2 separate regions of the Mus musculus genome follow, and region 2 is linked to region 1. Evidence: chromatin contacts called from ENCODE Hi-C or POLR2A ChIA-PET data. All regions are on one chromosome and are shown on one strand. The core of a region is the stretch at or near the end of the contact, and the rest is flanking DNA. Distances in the headings are between cores, read along the strand shown.

The links. Hi-C counts contacts between places; a loop is a spot of excess contacts on that map. ChIA-PET counts read pairs that join two places held with the same protein, here RNA polymerase II (POLR2A).
Region 2: a loop to region 1 is called in a map of heart, with 13 times the contacts of the local background. The contact joins the promoter of Coprs here to the promoter of Cdc16 in region 1. A Hi-C loop is called at or near these places in 1 of 37 maps with a recorded cell type or tissue (heart). POLR2A ChIA-PET finds 5 or more read pairs at or near these places in 1 of 5 experiments (embryonic stem cell).

The regions. Positions count from the first base shown.
Region 1 is chr8:13,756,209-13,759,015 of GRCm38, reverse strand. It overlaps Cdc16 (CDC16 cell division cycle 16), which reads right to left and starts at 1,360. Exons shown (of 18, transcript NM_027276.3): 1 at 1,162-1,360; 2 at 1-18. The coding sequence starts at 1,209. The region is part of intron 1 of Gm46032 (a long non-coding RNA gene); the gene reads left to right.
Region 2 is chr8:13,888,807-13,891,703 of GRCm38, reverse strand. It overlaps Coprs (coordinator of PRMT5, differentiation stimulator), which reads left to right and starts at 1,433. Exons shown (of 4, transcript NM_025556.3): 1 at 1,433-1,537. The coding sequence starts at 1,469.

The DNA of each region.
Region 1 (2,807 bases), core at 111-2,610:
AGCACTTTGATACTGTTGCTGCATACAAAAAGCAAACACAGGGTGACTGCTGTTGCCCCCACAGTCGACTAATATAAATCCACACACCAAATCCACCACTCACTACAACACGTTCTTAGATGTAGCACGGGGCCCACCAATCACCTGTATTTTACAGCTCAGCTAGTGTGAGTTTTAGGTCGTCATTACCGTAAGAACTTCATATATACAATTCAAGATAGCAGTTTAACTCATACACTACCAAAAATGTATCAGCTAGTATCTAAAACAGTGCATAAGCGATTGAAATGCAGTCATCTAGAACTTCTGATACTGACATTTATGTAATAACACTTCCCACAAGCTCAAATGAATCCTAAAGTAGCATCTAGCAGAGCACTAGATTCAAATATTTCACAATTAAACCCATAACCCTTAACAGTCACTGGTCATGGGCAATGTCGCCCCCTGTAGTCAACTCTAACAACACTTAATCTGACAGCGGAAAGACACTCAGGAATCTGTCCTGGTTAGTGCTGATCCCTAGCTCTTACTGCCTCTGCCTCAGTTCCTCAGGATATAGTCAGAACAGGGTAGCCCAATGAGTAGCCAGGAGAAAGTCTTATGGACCCGAGAATCTGCTCTGAACAGATGCCCCCAGAGTGAAAAAAGAGGCCCACATTGTCCTCTCTACATCTCAGTGCCAAAGAAAATAATCACAAACCGACTGCCCCTTAGCACGCAGCCTTCCAGCGAAGTGCAAACCTCTGGCTCATTCACTTAGCATCTCTTCCGTTTCCCATTTATCGGGAGAGCAAGCATTTTAGCAAAAAACCAAATGACATGACAATGACGTGGACCCCAGAGACACCCCTTCCCTCGAATAGTCCCGGCTTGTCCACTCGAGAGCAGCGCGGAGGCTGAAGATCCAGCACGGGGTATTGTTTCCAGTCCTAACTGGAGACAGCTAGCTTGTCTTCCCAAGTATTCTGTCCAATAAGAAACACAACTAAATCCTCCCAAATGTCCTACGGTCCGGCCAGATTCCAAGGTCCCAGTGCAGCCGTCCCAGCCCAGCCCAGCCCTGCTCCCGCAGTCCACGCAGGATCGGAGCCATCGGGGCCGCGCTCCCCGCCGGGCCCCACCGCCCCGAAGCCCAGCGTCCGGCCCCCCGCCGCGCACCTGGTCCAGGTACTGCCGGACGCGTTTGCGCAGCGGCTCCAGGTTCATGGCCGCGAGGCCAGGGCAGGCACCCGACGCCCTCTCGAGCCTCCGCGCGCCCCCGGGGTGTCGAGGGACCCAAGCCCGCCGACCACCGCCCGGACCAGACCCCGCGCGCCACACGGCACTTCCGCTCCGACAGGCCCTACCCCGGAAGTCCCGTGCAAAAGCGTTCCCCCCGTCGGGTGTGTGCCCACTCTAATGGTTCCGTGGCGATCTTGGGCGCCAGCTCCTAGTCCTAACCTGTTCGCCTTTGTCCGGGAGGGAAAAGGGATCTAGCGGGACTCCGTGCCTTCCGGGAGTGGAAGAGACGCTTCTATAGCTACCCTTCTCCCTACCGGATATTTTTAAGATCGAATTTTTCTCTCTACAGTCCTGGGTGGTCCAGAGCTGTCCCTGGGTACCAGACTGGCCTCTTACTTTCAGACTCCTACACACACACACACACACACACACACACACACACACACAAACACACCTCCTTGGGTGCTGGAAATAAAGAGGTCCATCACCACACAGGGTATTTTGTGTTCTTAAAATTCCATTCTGTGCACTGTGCAGCCTTTTGAAAGTATAGAGACTGGTACCACTCAAATGTTCTGCTCTCACCCCTGTGAGCAGTTGGCTGCATCCTTTTCTGTGAATGACACATATGTATGACAGGGTAATATTTTAAGGACACACACACTTTTCCTGTCTTCTCCATTTGTAGGTAGTGATCCAACCGTACTTATTGACTTGAAGCGGGTGTGTGGTAAGGCATAGTTGACCATATTTACGGCTGTTTTCATTCATTTTACGAATAGAATTGTTTTATAAAGGAAATTTGTGCTGTCACCACAGATGGTAAACATCAAAGACAGGAATTTAATCTTTAAGTCAGATGTTATTCAGAGAGCTAGTTATCTGAGAAAGAAGCGGATTAACATTCTAACACCCCGTCTTTTTATCTCATCTCCAGCCAAGAAAACCTTATAAAGAGCAAACAAAGGCAATTATTCCAAAGTTTAATACTGCCTCTGGTCAAGGGTCAGCCTTACTCCTGAGATTATACTGGTTTGTGTCTCCGTATGTCTCCTGCACTTCTTCCTGTTATTGCTCTGTGCAGCTGGGTTTGCACCGTCCCAGGCTGCCGAGACCTTCATTGTTCCTGGAGAGACACTTGGGACAAACAAACGATTAGCAGTGTGTATGTGTTGAGCTATTTGCAGAATGCATTGCAGGTTTCTTTACGACAGTACGAAGCACAAGTGTATGCTTGCAGAATATTAAGGAGCCCCATCTGCCTCTCCTGTCTGCAGTGAATTTTCCTGAATTGTCTTGAGTTTCCCATGATCTCTCTGTAAAGCCTACAACAACACTATGGAGTTCCTCTTTTCCTTTGTCTTCCCAGATGTAGCGACTACAACATATCCTACCTAGCATATCCTACCTAACATATCCTACCTAGCATATCCTCCTCTGCATCCTTTCTGTACTTTGTCTGTGTGTGTAATTACAAATATATCTCCTCTTCTACAAGCAAGCTGAGAGGTACAATATTTCATTCTGAGACGTGCTTGGCTCACGAGGATACTTTAAATGCTTTTCTTCATCGGAAGCCACCT
Region 2 (2,897 bases), core at 184-2,683, 130 kb before region 1:
TTTCAGTCAGAGTGTGGTGGCTCACACGTGTAATCTCTGCACTTGGAAAGCTGAAACAGACAGGAAGATCTCGATTTCTAATTGAACTTGGGCTGTCTAGCAAGACTCCTGTTCAAAACAAAATTGGAAGGTAAGTAAACATTTCTGATTCCTTTCCCCAAGCTGCTGTGGGAATAGCAATCATGCAGTGGGAAGCAAGTATCTCCTGAGAACAGGTTAGTCAAACGCGCGCTTGTGTGTGTGCGTGTGTGAAATCTATTTGTGTGTGTGTGTGTGAACGTGTGTGAATGTGTATGGGTGAATGTGTGTGTATATGTGTGAGAAATGTATGTGTGAATGTGTGTGTGAGAAATATATGTGTGAACGTGTGTGAATGTGCGCGCGCGAATGTGTTGTGTGTGAACGCTCATTTGTATGTGTATATGTGTGACAAATGTGTGTATCTGTGAATGTGTATGTGTGAATGTGTGAATGTGTATGTGTGCATGTGTGTGTGTGTGTGTGTGTGTGTGTGTGTGTGTGTGTATGTGAATGTACCTAAATACAATCTGCTCAGTCTATACAATGTTACTTGCATGTGTAGGGCTTCCAGGGCAGACCATTGGGTACTGAATAACCAACCACTGAATACTGGATAACCAACCACTGGGTACTGGATAACCAACGGTACTCTTCCTTGGGGAAGGCTATCTCTCCCACTCTCAGCAATCCTTAGTTGCCTATAGTTCTGTGTGTAGGGTTGAGGCTTTGTGAGCCAATTAGCATGTCTACTGGTATCATCTTTGTCCAGCTCCTGTTCCAGTAGTCATGTGGGCAAAACTTTTTAGCTGTAGCCTCTGACACTCCTAAGAGAAACGGAAAACGGAGAATTATTCAACAAAGTCACATTACTGACTTGGAGCACTGGCTTTTGACTCTAAGTTCCTAACACCACCTTGTTTTTGTGGTGGCACGTTGTTTTGCTCCTTTATCCTGGTTCCTTGCAGATTGACTTTAAAGACGATCATTAAATCAAAGCAGCATGTCTCCAGGCTGCTGGGTTATCATTTCAGATCATTTCAGGTTGCTGAAGTCCCTCATTAAGGGATGCTGTAGTGCGGGTGCAGCCTGCAATCTGGAAAACCCTGTGATTGGGTAGAGAGAAAAGTGATGGAGCCCATCGGCTGTGACTGTGTGACACCCGGGTGGGCTCTATGTGTCATTTCACAATGCAGTAGGAAAGCCCCGTGTGGCTGGGATGGCTCAGTGCCCAATCAGGCCTAAGGCTCGAAACCAGCACTAGAGGTCAGAAAGAGCTGTAGAGCCTGCGGTCCCGCACAACAACGCAGGTGGGCGTGCCGTCCGGCGCTGCCCCTGCGCCGCCCCGCCCCCTCGGTCGCCGCGCCGCCCCACGCCGATTGGCTTGTCCGCAGCCCGTCGGCCGTCACGTGCCGGAGCGTCCCAGGCGCCTGGCTGTGGGCGGCCGGGCATGGACCCTCAGGCAGCCACCGGTCGGGGCCCGGGCGAGCGGAGTTCGCAGGAGGCCCCCAGCGCGGAGGTGAGCGCGACGGGGTGGGGGACGCGGGCATCCGCGACCACCCAGGCGGGAAACCGCGGGGTTCACGCGCTGCCGGGAGGCCGCTCACCCGGGAAACGCCGGGGCCGCGCGAGTGCACGCAGAGAGCCTGGCCGGTAACGGCAGTGGGCGCGGGAACGCGCGCGGACCCGAGCCCTAGGCTGTGGCTGGCGCTGAAGGGAGAGGGACACTGGGGCTGCTGGGGAGCATCTGCGGGAGTGAATGCAGGGAACGCGGAGCTGGCTTCCCGGAGCCGGCTGCCCTGAGCCCGCTCCAGCCGCAGGGGGCTGGGTCAGGTGGGAGCTGCGAGGAAACGGATTTTTTTTTTCTCACCTTGAGGACCTCTGGCCATTGGTGGGGATGTGTAGCTGACCTTGGACGCCAGATGTCACCCGTGCTTTTTCCCATTTGATGAAACGAATGGTCCCCTTGTGACACGGGTTTTCAGAAACTTGTTTTTAAGTGCGCGCCATACAGCCTTTCCCCATGACCTGCCCGTATTGCATCCACCTACTGCGAGCTTCTTGACTGTAGACATCCTGTTTCCCAGAAGCCGCACCTATGCCTGGTGTATCCTAATTGGATGAATGAATAGAACGCTTACCAGAGCCTCAGTGATGGTACTTGAAGCTGCTATTCAAGTACCAATAGATTTGCAAAGAAAATCACTTTTGCAAAATAGGAGAGTGATGTTGTTAGGGCGGATCTGGAAAGGATGTTCTTGGGTGAGAGGGTAGGCCCAGCAAAGGTCTGGATATGAGAAAGGGCAAGGCAAATGGCCTTGGAGCTTGGGTCGGAGAGCAGGCTTCTTACAGAAAGGAACGTGAGAGTCAATATGAATGGCATTGCTGGTCTGTGATGGCAGTGGAGGGCTCGCGAAGCTTTTAAGTGGAAGGGTGAGCAGGAGTAGGGAGATAGGCGTGAGGTTCAAGTAAGAGGTCCAGCACCATAGGGGGCAGCAGTGGTCTGTGGTTATCACGGACTACAGGAGATAGAGTCATTAAAGCTCAGGGGTGACTAGATAATGAACGGTAATTAGGGTGAGTGCTAAGTACAGTTTATTTACATGCAGGATGAAGGCTGGAAAGACAGCCATGGTGGTCTTACAGAGTTTGGCTTGGCTCTTAGCACCCACAACAGATGTCTCAGCCCTCTGCAACTCCCTCTCCAGGGGATCCTCCTGGTATATTCACACACACACAAATATACACAAATAAAATAAATATTGCAATTTAAGTCAAAGAAGTGTTACTTCTTGCAGTCTAACAGGTGGTTTTGTTATTATTGTTGGCTTTATTGTAATATTTTTGAGACAGGGTCTCATGTAGCCCAGGAGCTGGGC